Linked DNA regions of Mus musculus: region 1 is linked to region 2. The links are chromatin loops, found by intact Hi-C in ENCODE. Cell type or tissue: left cerebral cortex. All regions are shown on one strand.

Region 1 (8,000 bases), 58 kb before region 2:
GTCTTCCTTCTGAAGGGTTAGGCATTTATGATGTGAAGAGATGTCCCTTTTGTCACCAAATCTTCTAAAATGATTGATATCATTAAAATGTAAAAAAAAAAAATGTATTTTTCCATTGTTAACAAAGAAAGAGCTTGAAGATGTTTTCTTGTTAAAACACAATGTGTTATTTATGTTTTGTTGCTGTGCCCAGACAGCTAGCAAGAAGCAACTTTGGAGAGGAAGTGTTTATTTTGGCCCACAGTGTGATGTTCAGCCCATCATTGTGGGGAAAGCAGGACTGAAGGAGTATGAGGTGGCTGATCCCCTTCTGTCCACAGCCAGAAAGCAGAGAGAGTTGAATGCTGGTACCCTGTTGGCTCTTCCTGTTTTCATTCTATATGGGACCCAAGGTTATGGGCTGGAAATACTCTCACAGACACACACTGAGGTGTGTTGTCTAGGGGACCCTAATCCAGTAAAGTTAAAATTGAAGAGTAAATGGCACCTGTAAACGATGCTGCATTTCTGTAGAAGAAAGATGATCTTCAGGAAGACAGCGGGAAAGCAGGGTCTTCCAGTTAGAAAAGCATGGGCCCCAGTTACAAATCTGTGACTGAATGCTTCATCAATTGTGCTCTGGCTGAGATATAAAGCACTCAGACTAGGTGTCTGTCTTCTACTGCATACATTCCACTGATGCCAGCTCCTTTCTCTACAGTTAAAAGTACTTGAGATGACCAACTTACAAATAGCATGAGATGATTTTGCCTCAGAGTTTTTGATGTTTCTGCCCATGGTCACTTGACCCTGTTTCTTTTAAGCCAAAGACAAGAAAAGACATAGTAATAATAAGTACATATTAATGCACTCCAAGTGCCTTATGGCCAAGAACAAAGAAGGATACAGAAAAAAATCAATTTATACTGTCCTTGGAGAGTGTACCACCAATGACCTAAACACTCCCATTAGTCTCCTCCGCAAGTTTCCATCACCTTCCAGGGTTCCAGGCTGAGAACCTATGTTAACGCATGTGTATTTTGGGCACACTAACTATCTAACTACCATAAGTAGAGAACAGGGATCTAACCATTGCCAATATGAGTTGAAAGGGCTGGATGTCAGAAAAAGCACCAGAGGAAACAAAGTACAGGTGACTCTGGCATAGAACCATGGTCCATTTTATTGTTATTTAAAAGCTTTGGGGGGGGGGCTGGAATGATGGCTCAGCAGTTAAACCGCACTTTCTGCTCTTCCAGAAGACCCAAGTTCAACTCCCAGTACCTACAATGGACAGCTCACCATCACCTGTAATTTCAGTTTCAAGAATTCCAACACCCTTTTATGGTCTCAACTCATACCCACATGTATGTGGCATATGTATAGAGAGACACACATACACATGAATAAATACACATAAATAAAAAGCTGTTTATATTTTTATTGTAGTAAAACTCACACACACACACCAAAGTGAGAACAGAAACATGAAATGGGTGTATTTATAATCACTTAACAATGTCAAATTGTGGTTAGTAACATGTTCTCTCCATCACTCCCAACTGATCAAACTGACCACTCAGTTCTAAATGCTTCATTAAATACACCCAAAAGAGAAACAGACAGGGATTTTGCCAATTATACAAGTTTACATCACCAGTATCTCATCTGAAGACAGTGCTGTATTTCATGCTACTGTTTCAGGGGGGAGATTTGAAAAGAAGCTTGTTGTAAGAGATACACTCTGATAAGACCTGATTGAAAAGCAAGGGACCCTGTAACTCCTTCCATGGGTATTTTGTTCCCTATTCTAAGGAGGAATGAAGTATCTACACGTTGGTCTTTCTTCTTGATTTTCTTGTGTTTTGCAAATTGTATCTTGGGTATTCTAAGTTTTGGGGCTAATATCCACTTATCAGTGAGTGCATATCAAGTGACTTTTTTTGTGATTGGGTTACCTTACTCAGGATGATATCCTCCAGATACATCCATTTGCCCAAGAATTTCATAAATTCACTGTTTTTAATAGCTGAGTAGTACTCCATTGTGTAAATGTACCACATTTTCTGTATCCATTCCTCTGTTGAGGGACATCTGGGTTCTTTCCAGCTTCTGGCTATTATAAATAAGGCTGCTATGAACATAGTAGAGCATGTGTCCTTATTACCAGTTGGAATATCTTCTGGGTATATGCCCAGGAGAGGAATTACCAGATCTTCCGGTAATACTATGTCCAATTTTCTGAGGAACCGCCAGACTGATTTTCAGAGTGGTTGTACAAGCTTGCAATCCCACCAGCAATGGAGGAGTGTTCCTCTTTCTCCACATCCTCACCAGCATCTGCTGTCACCTGAATTTTTGATCTTAGCCATTCTGACTGGTGTGAGGTGGACAAAATACCCATGGAAGAAGTTACAGAGAGAAAGTTTGGAGCTAAGACAAAAGGATGGACCATCCAGAGACTACCCCACCCGGGGGATCCATCCCATAATTAGCCACCAAACACAGACACTATTGCATATGCCAGCAAGATTTTGCTGAAAGGACCCTGATATAGCTGCCTCCTGTGAGGCTATGCCAGTGCCTGGCAAATACAGAAGTGGATGCTCACAGTCATTTATTGGGTGGAACACAGGGCCCCCAATGGAGGAGCTAGAGAAAGTATCCAAGGAGCTGAAGGGGTCTGCAACCCTATAGGTGGAAAACAATATGAACTAACTAGTACCTCCAGAGTTCGTGTCTCTAGCTGCATATGTAGCAGAAGATGGCCTAGTTAGCCATCACTGGGAAGAGAGGCCCCTTGGTCTTGTAAACTTTATATGTCCCAGTACAGGGCAATGCCAGGGCCAAGAAGCAGGAGTGGGTGGTTTGGTGAGCAGGGCAGAGGGAGTGTATAGGCGACTTACGGCATAGCATTTGAAATGTAAATGAAGAAAATATCTAATAAAAATTTGATAAAAAAAAAAGAAGAAAGAAAAAAGGGACCAAATAAGAAGGAGCCAGACAATGGAATAGTATACATTGTTGTGAGGCCCTGTGTTGGGGGAAGGATATTGTACATTTGCACATATTGGTGTGTGCATGTGTGTGCACAAGTTTGAGTCCTTATGTGTATGTGCATACTCATGCATATGCACATTTAATTAAACAAATTAATTTAATTAAGTTTAGCAGAAGTCAGGTCTGTTTGGTGTATATCTGTGATCTTAGCACACGGGAGGCAGAGTCCCAGGCCTGCCAAAGCTCCAAAACAAGTCTGTCTCAAAACCAACAAAAATTTACTTTGATATAAGGAGAAAGAGATTCTTCATAATAAATTCTGGTTGTTTCCTAAAAAAACTGGTAAGCTGGCAGAAGAGATTTCTAAGAAACAGAAAATTCTGTGCTTTGGGCCAAAGAAATCCTGGGCCTTTTCTTTCTTAGTTGACAGGGTGAATCCATGAAGGAGTGAGCCTGCTCATGTTTTATATTATAAATACAGCCACCAACAAACTGCTTAACCTATCCTAGGACGTGGCCAACTTTGGACTCCCTTGACTTTCTTCACTCAGTATTTGTTGAGGCTCAACCTGGCTGCCCTATCATAAGATTGGCTTGCCAGACTCCAGAGTTCATAGCCTAGAGATTTTATTTCTCTTTTGAAAGAGCCTCTTAACTAAAGTGCTTTTGAAGCAAGAGAGAAAAAACATTTTCAAAACCATTGGATGAGCTCACAGCTCTCTGCTGGGTACCTCCATGCTGGCGTGTTCCTTTCCTGGGTACCTCTGTGCTGGCTTGTTCCTTCCCTGGGTACAGCTCCTGCAGTCAGACAGAGGAATAGCATGAATGCCTCTTTGCTTCAGCTTGCAGCCCAACGGCCATCTGCAGGCCGACTTGTGCCAACCCCTCCCCTGCCCATTTGAAATTCAAATCCTTCAAATTAGTCTCAGTGTCACCTTTGTCCAGACGCCTCAAAAGCCCCAGCTCATGTCTGTCTGATTGAAATTAGAAAGACCCATATGACTGCGTAGGAAGATAAACTGTGGTGAAAGAAAATCCAGGGTGGTAGTTAAATAAATTCGGAGAAACCAAGACATTTGCTACAAAGCTGTGATTCTGTCCTCACCTCACCTCCCAGGAAGACTTGAAGACACTGGCAGAGAAGCCACTTGCTGGGAGCCAACACCCTCAAACAGTAAATTTCGAGGATGCAGTTTGCTATTTGTATTTAAAACAAATGTAATTTCATTAATTTGCAGGCTTTCATCTGCCTAGTGTTCTAGGAGTTGGGAAAAGTGCACTTAAAGCTAAAGTTGTTTGGGTAGTTGGGGGTTGGGGAGGAGGGGTGGTTGCATGCATGCGCACTAGAAGGGGATGTTGGATTCCCTTCTTTAATCACTTTCTACTTTTTTTTTTCTTTGTATTTGAGGTAAAGTCTCTCACTGAACCGAGAGCTCATCAATTTGGCCAACTGACTGGCCAGCAGGCTCCAGAGACTATCTTATGTCTGCCTTTCCCATGCTGGGAGTACTTACATGTGCCTCTGACTTTTTTTTTTTTTAAATAGCGTTCTGAGGGATTCCACTCAGGTCTTCACATGCAAGTACTAAGCACTTCGCTGCCTGAACCATCGCTCCTATTCAAGCTTAGGGTGTTTTAATTAACACGAGAACCGTGGGTTCATTTTCTAGTCCAGCAACTTATTTATTATATGGTCTTGGCAAACTACCTAAGTATCTTTGCGCTGTATTTTCCACCACTGTGAAATGAAAGAGTGTGGCTGTAGTCCACAGGGTGGTTATGAGGAAAACGCTGAGTGTTTTAAAGATACTGTGTAATGGAAGCTTTAAAAGGCAGAAATACTCCAAGGAGCAATGTAGCTATACTTGATAACTGAGGAGGAGCCTGCTTGATGTCAGTGGCCTAAATGGATTTAGGATGATGCTTTCCTTGGTGCCAAAAACTCGTAGGGTACGAGCTGGGAATGAGTGATGTCAGACAAGAAGACACAGAAACAAAGCAATCAAGCAACATCAGATCAAACCATGTGCCTTTGAACAAGCTCCATAAGATGAGGCCTTTCCTTCTGGTAAGCAGAAGGGGGCAGCAACCAGACCTACCTCAGAGAAATCTCATGTAACCCTGGAGATCTGACGGGTGTAGCATTTGGCTCAGCGTCTGGTGCACAGGGAGTTCCATAAAGTCAAATTAAATGTCACTTCCTCAATAAAGATAGTAAGAGCCTGATATAGTTTCCTCTCTATCAGCTTTCAGAAGAGTGGGTTTCCCCCTATCTGCTGTCAGAAGCAATCATGTTTCTGAATGGGAGTAACTGGAAGATTGCCCTGATATTCTTTGGGTAGGCATTAGGAGAGTGGTGTGGCACTAGTCAGGAAACCTATTCATATATCATCTTACTGAGCATCAAAGGGAGGCATGGGAGATGTGATTGAGAAAGATGCTGTGGGATGTTCTAACAACTCAGAAAAGGCAAGAGGGACTAAGATGGAGTAGATAGGATGTGCTCGAATGTGTCCATCTGCAACCTGTTCGTCTGCCTGCATAGCAAGGTGGAGAAGAAACTAGTCATGGTGGCCTTTCCCACTGTGCAAGTGCTGTGCTGTCACTGCCATAAATTCACACCTGTCACAACCCATGTGTCCTCTCTAGGGATGGAAGACTTGGTTTCAGAAGGGAGAAGCATGTGGCTTTTTCAGGAGTGGGGGCTAAGAAAGAGGAAGACTGAACACAGTAAGCTGTCTAAAGATGGAAATAGCTCATCTCTCTGTTCACTCAGTAAAGAGATCTGCGTTAAGATTTGAGGCTAGAAGGGGATGAATGGAGGTTAAAGAAGAAAGAAAGAACTTAGAATGGTGTGAAAATAGCGGTGTTGGGTTTCCAGTGCTCTCACAAAGGACCCAAGACAATCAACTTATCAAGTGTTTTTGCTGGCTCATCATTTTGGAGGTTTCAGTCAAGGGATGGTTAGACTTCTTGCTTAGGCTGAAGCAGGGAGCCATGTACTAGAATAGGAACTTGTGGAAGAGCAAGAGGTTTTGTCTTGCGGCAGTGACATGAAAGAGAAGAGAGACCAGGGTCCCACAGTACTCTTTACAAACACTTTCCAGTGACTGACAACCTCCCTGAGGGTTCCATCACTTCGAAGTTGTGCTAGGAGTCAGGGCATTGGGAGGTACTTTAGACTCAAGCTATAGCAATGATCAGTTAATGAAACAACAACTATTATGCAGGAGACACCGTCTGAGGTTTGTTGTTTATCTTTTTTTCAGTGGTCTATCTTTTTTTTTTCTTCCATAAAGTTAAACATAACATTGATTCTATTTTGTAGATGAGAAAACTTAGTTTAAGTGTCCCAAAGTTAGGAGAAAATCTAAAGGCATGCAATGCAACTCAGAGGCCCAAGAACTATTGGTTGAGTATTTTGAATATATTAAAAAAAAAAACAAGACGTGAGTGAAATCCAGTCAATTGGAAAGTCGTATGGATCTTGCGTTCAATGCCATGACATCTGCTTATCCACTCACTCTCAAAACTATACTTTCATGGTAATTAAAACTGAGGGAAATCAGAACTACATCTTCAACATGAATTTGGGACAAATGTTTCAATAATGTACTTGATTATTAAAAAGAAGGAGAAGGAGGAGGAGGAGGAGGAGAAGGAGGAGGAGAAGGAGGAGGAGGAGGAGGAGGAGGAGGAGGAGGAGGAGGAGAAGAAGAAGAAGAAGAAGAAGAAGAAGAAGAAGAGAAGAAGAAGGAGGAGGAGGAGGAGGAGGAGGAGGAGGAGGAGGAGGAGGAGAAGGAAAAGAAGGAGAAGAATGAAGAATTTTGCTCTGTATAACAGAGTACTGACTGTAAAAGCTGCAGCTGTCTTCAAGTGAGAGTATTGCTCTGAGTGACCTTTTGGTTGCTGACACATGGAAAGAATAGCAAAGGTTGTGAATGTGTGTGTGTGTTTACATATGTATGAATGTGTGTAGTATATGTGTGTGTGTCCATCTATGTATGAATCTATGTATGCCCATATGTATGTATGTACTTGTGTATTTGCATATGTGTATATATATGTATGAATATTTCTGTATGTATGTGTGTCTTTGTGTGTATTAACATGTTTGCAATGTATATTCAGTCTTCACAATAGGCACAGATAGCAGTTAAGCAATCACTCAGGCTGGTTTTGCTATCATAACATATTCCTTTGATTGTGTCTTATTTTCATTTGTTTTCACATTCCATTCTAATAAACTAGCTAGTGAAAGCATCATAATAAAATATATTTATTCCTCATAAAGTAGGAGAATTGTAATCAAGTATGATTTTTTAATATATAAATGTATTGAATATCCAGAAGAAAGTCAGTCCCCAGGGTACTTTTGTGTTTCAACGATTTCTCTGTTAAATAAGACTATTTCTTGATCCATGATGGTTTTCAAAAACATTCCCTTTTCCATTTAACAGTGCAGAATGCTGATAAAGTTGAATGTTCATTATGTAATATGTGCCTTTAAGAAACATGTTTCATATCAGTGTTGAGTGTGATGACTGACACATAGAAAAAGACAGACAGCCTCATTTATAATATGCTGACACACAGTAGATACAGCCTTTCTATTTAGAATTGAACATAACCGCTGTATTAGTTTTCTCAGAATGCTTGCAAAAGCTCTGGGGACAGCAGTTAGATGAACAAGGCATTTTGTTCCTTAGCTTCCTTTGTAAATACTTTAACTCTTAGAAATAACAGTGCCTGGCCAATGAAAACACACTTTGATAAAAGCTAAGAATGTAAGATAAAAAACAGCTGGGCAGGTTATATATATATATATATATATATATATATATATATATATATATATATATATGGAAACAACTTTGAACTACATAGACAATGTCGTTTAAATCCAAACAGATGTGGCTTACTTAATCTTGGTTTTGATCCTCTTGTGGACTTTCTCAGAATGCCTGCATATGCAGAGAGATGATGACTTTCAGATGTCTGGACATAATTTGTCTCTGTTA
Region 2 (8,000 bases):
CTCATGAGGTGGATGATGGATTAGGGACTACGGTCACATACTTTGGAAGAAATGAATAAAATTACATGCTGTCTTTCATAGGATTCATGGTGGTCTATTAATACTTGCATTCTCCCATTTTCTGCTGGTTCTTTTCCATCACATTGAATTATATTTTACATTCCTCTCGCCATTAGCCTTTAATTATAAAGTTTCATATAATCCCTTCTATGGTTAGCTGGAGGGTTTTTGTTGTTGTTGTTGTTGTTTTTGGTTTTTCGAGACAGGGTTTCTCTGTATAGCCTTGGCTGTCCTGGAACTCACTTTGTAGACCAGGCTGTCCTCGATTTCAGAAATCCACTTGCCTCTGCCTCCCGAGTGCTGGGATTAAAGGAGTGCACCACCATGCCCTACTAGCTGGAGATTTCTATTTTTTGAATTATACTAATTTTATTACATCAACTATCAACTAAGTTGCAGCTATTGCTGCTTGTGGGTAATTTAATTTTTGAACCAAATTATTGTCATGGAGAGAATATCCTGCTTTTAACTGCTTTTGATATTTCATAGATGGGTATACTGAATGTTTGCCTCCTCTACCCTTTCCTGTCTTCTCACTAAGGCTGAAGCTGTTCTTATTCCCAGCAAGCAGTATTCTACTGAGATGATAACTTAAGAGTGGCTATTCCATTGAAGATAATAACATCCCCTCCCCAAGAACCCAGTGACTGCAAATAGTCCCTGTGCATGGGACCTTCTGAGGTCTACCCTCATGCATGATGCAACAGTCATGGTCTAATAGTATACAGGTCTTGGGTAAGCAACCATAACTTCAGTGAATTTATGAGTACCATGTCCAGACGACGTTCTTTCAGAACAACCTTACTCAACCTTGGACTCTTAAATTCTTTCTGACCCATCTTCTGTGAAATTAGCTGAACCTCAGAGGGGATGATGTATATGTACAATTTAGGGCTGAGCTCTCTAGTCATTTACTCTGTGACCTTTGGCCAGTTGTGAGTCTCTGCACTAATCTCTGCCCACTGTAAAGGGAAGCTTCTTTGATGATGGCTGAGAGTGGGTCTAATTTCTGGGTATAAACATAAATATTTAGAAATCTGTTTGAAACAATGCTCATTTACCCAAGTGGTAATAGATTCTATACCCAGAGCTTTCAGTTATTAGAATTACTGCTGTTCTTGGAAGACAGTGAAACAGTGAGTGATACTTTTCCGAATGTGTTTAGGATTGCTTCCCCCCCCATTTATTTATTTATTTATTTATTTATTTATTTATTTATTTATTTATTTTCCTGAGACAGTGTCTCACTCCATATCTAAGGCTGGCCTTGAACTTGAAGTCACAATCCTTCTTCCTCAGCTTCCTGAGTGTTGAAATTCTAGACATGCACTGCCATGTCTGGTTTTCCTATATTCAGACAATGGCATGTCTCACTATGATTTTTTTATTTCTCCTACACAGTAATCAGTACATTTATATAATGCATGAATTGATTTCCTAGTATACAATTAGTAAATATTTTGTATCTGTGTCTGAGTTAAAGTCTCCATGCAAGCAATATATATTAATGTTCACATAAAAGCCTTTAATTGAAATTACTCACACAGAGAATAATGCTCCTTCTAGAAACTACAGGTTGCCAAATAAAAGGCCCAGTGCCAGGTATGGGGTACTTAACTTTTGATTTGTTGAACAAAGGTGTCCTGGAGATGTCTATAATAATACATGTTGTTACTGCTCTCAGTTGCCCACCAAACGATGGTAAGATCCCATTGCGGAAAACATCATATACCTTGTTCACAGGGTATGGAGAAAGTAAGTTGATAATGACAGGAAGCTCCTACCTGCTGGCTTGCTCTCATAGTATTAGAAGGTGCTATACATGCTGCTGGGAGAAATGTTATCCAAAGTCTTACTCAGATGTGAACCTTGTGAGTTACAATCCTGATACACATGGCAAGATATGCCATATGGATGCAGTAGTGACACAAATGTTGTGTGGGTAATAAATCAAATTCTGACTGGATTTAATGATGGAGGTTTGAGATGGCATCAAACTGTCCCTACCCGTGGACTATTGTTGGCCTCATATCTCATCAGAGAAGTTTCTTTGTGCACTATATGATGGCTAATGAACAAGCAACTGGTCACAGTGTAAGGACCAGATGTCTTGTGGTGTGTTCTAATTGAACTTCTATATCGTACTTGTTTTTCAGATTTTCGGTTCTATGGTGGAAGAAGGGAGGGAGGGAGGGGTGAGGGTGATGTGCTGTGTGTGCATGTTGAAGTCGGAGGGCACCTCGGGTATTCTTTGTAGGTACATTCTACCTTATTTTCTGAGATGGGTCTCTTATTGGACTGGAACTCACCAATTAGACTAAGCTGGCTTCCTAGTGAGCTCCCGTGACACATGCCTATCTCTCTGTAGATGGGATTGTAAGTGTACTACCACACTCAGCTTTTGGGATCAAACTCTGACCCTTCTGCTCGCAAGGCAAGCATTTTTATACTGTACCATCTCCCAGACCCCTTTTGCGTTCTATCAAGTTATTCACATATGCCAGTATTTCTCAGCTTCCTATCAGTATGGCTGACTTTCTATCTATGAAGAAGAAACATTTGACCCAGGATTTTGCATGAGGGTCTATGGATAGCCCTGGTGCTGTTTGTATTTTGATGCTAATTCTGCTTTCCCAGGAAGGGCTGCAGTCAGCGGGTGAATCAGGTACACAGGTGACTTCTTGTGAATCTTCTCCCTGCTTTAACTTGTAAAATAAAGGCTAGAGCTGGTGATTGGGCACTGAAAGGGAAGATGGAGCTGAAAAGTTTGGGGGAGAAGGAGGAGAGGAAAGGGAGAAGGAGGTAGGAAGATGGAGGAGGAGAAAGACAATCCAGATTCCACATGGCTTTAAATAGCCACAGGTAGCTATGAATATCTTATAAGGGATGGATGGATAATTACAGAACAATTTATCTTATCTAGGTGGGTAATTTATATCAGTACCAATTGGCTTTATGTAAATTGTGCAGACATTTTGTGGGATGAGAATTTATTGATATAAATCTGACTTATAAATCACAAGCCTCTAGAGTTTTGATTTTAAGGTGTTACTGGGCTTTGGGACTTCTGACCACAAGGGGTGGATGGCTGGGAATGTGACTGGAATCCCTAGCAAGAGAACCATGCAGTCACTGCTTGGGGCTAGCCATAAAGGCAGTGGAGCTGCCAGGGCCCAAGAGTAGCCAGTGATAGCATGGGATGGTGCATTTTTAAAATATTTCCTGCAACAGGGACCCTCTGTGTACTTCATTCTAAATGTGTACTATTAACTCAAGGCTGGGCGAATGGCATATGTTACTGATCCTTCTGTGATATAGGATGGGCCATCATTACCCATCACTGCAAAATAAACTAAAAATACAACAGTAGACACTTGGGGCATGTAGAGAGATTCGACTATTCCTGGGACCTCCAGAGCAGTCTAACACCCATGCTGCTAATTTGGTATCTTTCACCAATGATCTGGTTACCAGACTCTACTGGTTGCCCTGGGAACAGAAAAGTTTTTCTTATTTTTGTCTCAGTTTTCCACCTTCTGGGTTATGCCATTAATAAATATCCCCACTTGAGACATTTTTCATTTCATTCTAAGAATGTGTCACTAAAGAAAAGTGAGTAAGGCTATGTGAGGCCTTTACATTGACCTGGCTTATAATATATATATATATTTTTTGTGGAATGGATGCTTAAAGGGACATTGATATTAAGAAAAACCAAAATGAATCTATCTCTGTAGTACATCAGAGAGATGGACGGCACCATGACAGCATGTGCTAGGTAGACTGAATTTGGGATGGAAGATAGACCGGCTTTCTCCAGAAAGCAACAATCATGTTTCACTCTTGAAAATGAGAGGAAGGTATTCTTAGATACCACCTAAGGATGCTGCTTCTGCGTTAGAAGGCATACAAGGCTGCAGGTGGAGCTTGTTCAATACTCTCTTCTCTTTTCTTTATATAGTTATATAAAATGCATATGAGGCCAGTGAGTAAGACAAGTTGGCTTTCTACTAGATTCTATGAAACAGTGAGTTCTTCCTGGATGAAGGATGACCATCTGTTCTGGATTAATTGTTTTCCTGTGAGAGCTAAAGATACCCAGAAACCCAGAAATTCATAAACGAGCAATGAGATTTAGCACTATAGCCTAAGGTCGAATCTAAGGATGATGAAAATGCTTCCGAGCCACTTTTTCTAATTTCTACTGTAAAATTGATGCTTCTTCCCCTCTATTATCATACCATTTAGGCTTTGAAACCCTCTGGTTTTAAAAGAAATAAGAAATTCACATTGACTGAGTAATGATACCCAGAACGCACATCCTTCTTTACATAACAGAAGCAAATTAACAAGTCCATAGCTTCATTTTTGAGGTCAGTTACTGTAGAACATTGGAAGTCAGAAAGAAAATCTAGAAACTGTAATATTCAAAGGACTGGGATGATATCATTGGGAGGGGAACAAAAGACCCCAGTATCTGTGAGCCATCTCTGAAGATAAAGGAGAGAATTTTCATGGCATCAGGGCACCCCATGGTTGAGAGGAGATGGAATAGTCCATGCAAACAGTGATAGTTTACATATTGGCAATCTAATGTTAAAAAGGACTAGAATCCTCAAAGAGCTTATGATGCTTAGAAAAGTAATTGAAATCCTTACCTAACCTTGCTTTGGGAATGGATACTCTGTCATTTTCCTGTGAGACCCCAGACTCTGTTTTGATATGAGCCATTCTATGCATCTGGGCTGCTCTAGGGTCAGAACTGCATGCATGTTTCCATCTCTGGGTTGTCACAGGCTTTCCACTGTAATGGCATAGGAGAATAGATGATTCGAAAACTCAACTTTTACTCAGAACAGTTTTGACCCAAGCCTCCTGACGTCTCTCTAGAGTAGGGGACAGATGTTAGGAAAATAAAAGGCATTGGCCCCACAAGGCAGGAGATCAGGGAAGTGTGTTCTGATATCAAGCACACTGTGGCCAGATGCACCTGGTTTTATACTGGTGCGACGACTGAAGACAGTTGCCCATACAGTCCCACTGACACCCACTGATGCTGTTTTACACTTGGGCAACTATTGCTCACAGGAAAGTCAGAAATGTGCTTTATTTTCTGCAATTTCTCTATCCATGGAGAAATGTTCATGAAGAGGAGCCAATTAAGGATAGTGAAAGCCTACAGAAACCTACAGAGAAGAGAATTAAACAGAAAAAACCTATAAGCAGAACCTGATCCAAAGGCCACCAGTTCATCTGAAATTCGAAAGAAAGAAAAGAGAATGTGTTAAGAATAAGGTCATAGTCAACAAAGATAATCACGCTGGCGTCAGAAGGGCCACTGCATGGTCAACAGGCTTTGGTGCCTGTAGTGAGATCATGATGGTGAAAGGGCACAACAGAGGAAAGCTGCTTGCTGTGTGACATTCAGAAAGCAGAGAGAGGCAGCATGAGAGACCACAGACAAGACAGATGCCCCAAAGGTTATTCCTCCTATGACACTCCAAATCATCACAGTCTATTCAGTTATTTCCATGACATTCCACACTTGATCTTAGCCAGAAGTTGGAGAAGTGATTTCAATGACATTCCAAACCCAGAAAAGATGATGTTCATTTGACCTCTCCTCACAGGTGGGGTTGCTTGCAAAGGATGTTTTCATCAGATCCAGAAATGTAGTAGAACTTCTAAAATACTCAGCTGACCAGGGGGGGAAAAAAAAATCTACCCAAATGAGGGCTTTAGAAAACTTTTGATGTATTAGGAATTTACCATCATTTATAACTTGGGCAGCATTAATCTTTAAACTCTGTTTTGAAATGATATCACTTCTCCAGATACACAGAAAGCTACTTCTGCAAGGCTAGCCTGCAGACACATTTCTCAAGTCCAGACTTTTAGCAGTAAAGGCAAGAAGGTGGCTTGGTAGGGGCTGTAAAGCCACTCCTCAGATGCACTATCTACAGACGTCTCTGCTTAATCTTACAAGAGAACTGTGGGTCTGACAGACAGCAGACCCAAATGTCTGTAGGTCACAGTGATTATCGGAAATTACAGTTAGACCTGAACCTTAAATCTAAAAATAAGTAGCTTGCATTCACCACGGTGTTTTCAGCTACTGCACAAATGGACCACAAACCTTTTTATTAAATAACAGCATACAAACATATCAGGGAGAAGCAGTCATTGAAAAAAAGAAAATATACCTACCAACTTGCAAACAAAATTTATGATCAGAGGGAAGGAGGGGCAAAACCTGAAAACCTCGATGATCAAGCTGTTTCAGAATTGATGATGGTCCACACCAATTATGTTCCTTTCTTGCTGGGCTTCCAGAACGTAAATTACTATGCCTAACAGTTTTAAATGAAAGAGTAGCTGGAAACTTGCTTTAAACGGAGCCCGGAGACTTTCTACCAGTCACCCAATTACTCAGTGACTGATGTCAGATAAAGACCTTAATGACAAAGAGACTCCATCAGAAGATACCATGTTTATCACCCTTGGAACAGAATCAGGCTGCAGACTCTGTCTTCTTCCCTGGCCTCATCTTTTTTGTCTATTTGGGAAGAAAAATTTTATAGAGAAAATTGATGGGTAGGAGCATAAAGATGTACCAAAACCAGATGGTGTGGTGGCTCAACCTTAAGTTTTATCTTAAATCAAGCTTAGATTAACTCAGTGCCCCAAAGACAGCAGGTTATATTAAGTAGTACTTTATCCTTTATACCATGTCACACATATACTAGTGAATACTGTCATTTTCTTTCAATACAATGACAAGAAGGTACTTACTATTTCCTTAGAAATGGGATTGTAGCTGGGCATGGTGGCACACACCTTTAATCCCAGCACTTGGGAGGTAGAGGCAGGTGGATTTCTGAGTTAGGCCAGCCTGGTCTACAGAGTGAGTTCCAGGACAGCCAGGGCTACAAAGAGAAACCTTGTCTTGAAAAAAGGATTGAAAGAGAAAGCATTCTGTGCTAGTTTGTGAAGATCAACTCAAGGTGTTGCCAGACGTTATCCCAAGTAGCAGTTATGATACCTGGGTCCATAGCAGTGGAAAGTAACCAGCTGACTTTTTCAAGTAAAAGGTAGACAGTATTGAAAATACCAGTGGGTCCTTGAAATGGTAACTGGAAGAGATCACTCCGCAGGGATGGGGAGATGACCTCTCTCACTCACTGTCAAATGATGCAGTATCACAAGTGAAACTGTTCTGTGTGTTGTCTTTTGCTAACTGGAAGCTTGTTTGTATCCTTTTGAATTTTTGACCTTAGATTGTTTCCCATGGATATTTCTTTTTCAAAGCAGCTGACTATTGTTTTTTCATTGTTTTATTTTCTTTTTATTATTTATTTATTTATACATTTATTTATTTATTTATTTATTTATTACAGGGTTTCTTTTTTAAGATTTATTTAGATATTTATTGATTTATTTATTACAGGGTTATTTTCTTTTTATAAGATTTATTTATTTTATGTATATGAGTACACTGTAGCTGTCAGAAACACCAGAACAGGGCATTAGATCCCATTACAGATGGTTGCGAACCACCATGTGGTTGCTGAGAATTGAACATAGGACCTCTGAAAGAGCAGTCAGTGCTCTTAACCACTGAGCCATCTCTTCAGCCCTATATGACTACTATTATAACTTCATAAATGCAGAATATCAGATGATAAAATGCAACAAAGACAAAGAAAATGGGTCTTTAAGCATGTTAGATCTCCATCATCTAGGTTTCTCTGTAATTTGAAAAGTCAAGTTCTGTATGTCAGAAACAATGCCTAATGTAAGAATCATTGCTAAGTGATGACCTGCAATTCTTATTAGCTTGTGTCATGATATCAATGGGTGCCCAAGGAGCCATTATTAGCCCTCCCACCTTGAGTACAAGTGTGGAGGAGTCTGAGAATCCATTATGTAGCAGATGACTT

What was found. Peaks named below come from ENCODE experiments on the same cell type or tissue, not always from the same donor. Only the 100,000 strongest peaks of a DNase experiment are listed, where the experiment ranks them.
Region 1: it touches region 2 in a loop (9-fold over the local background); 5 of 42 quality-filtered maps call a loop at or near these places.

The regions. Positions count from the first base shown.
Region 1 is chr6:101,547,179-101,555,178 of GRCm38, forward strand. No RefSeq gene overlaps it. Among named protein-coding and RNA genes, the nearest start is that of Gm34335, 32 kb to the left of the region's middle. In left cerebral cortex, CTCF peaks have their summits at 3,785 and 5,069 (motif pointing right); DNase peaks (open chromatin) are centred at 3,906, 4,494 and 5,063; H3K27ac peaks cover 795 bases.
Region 2 is chr6:101,605,194-101,613,193 of GRCm38, forward strand. No RefSeq gene overlaps it. Among named protein-coding and RNA genes, the nearest start is that of Gm34335, 90 kb to the left of the region's middle. In left cerebral cortex, no CTCF peak of the experiment used is centred here; DNase peaks (open chromatin) are centred at 3,471, 4,004, 5,084 and 5,431; H3K27ac peaks cover 1,264 bases.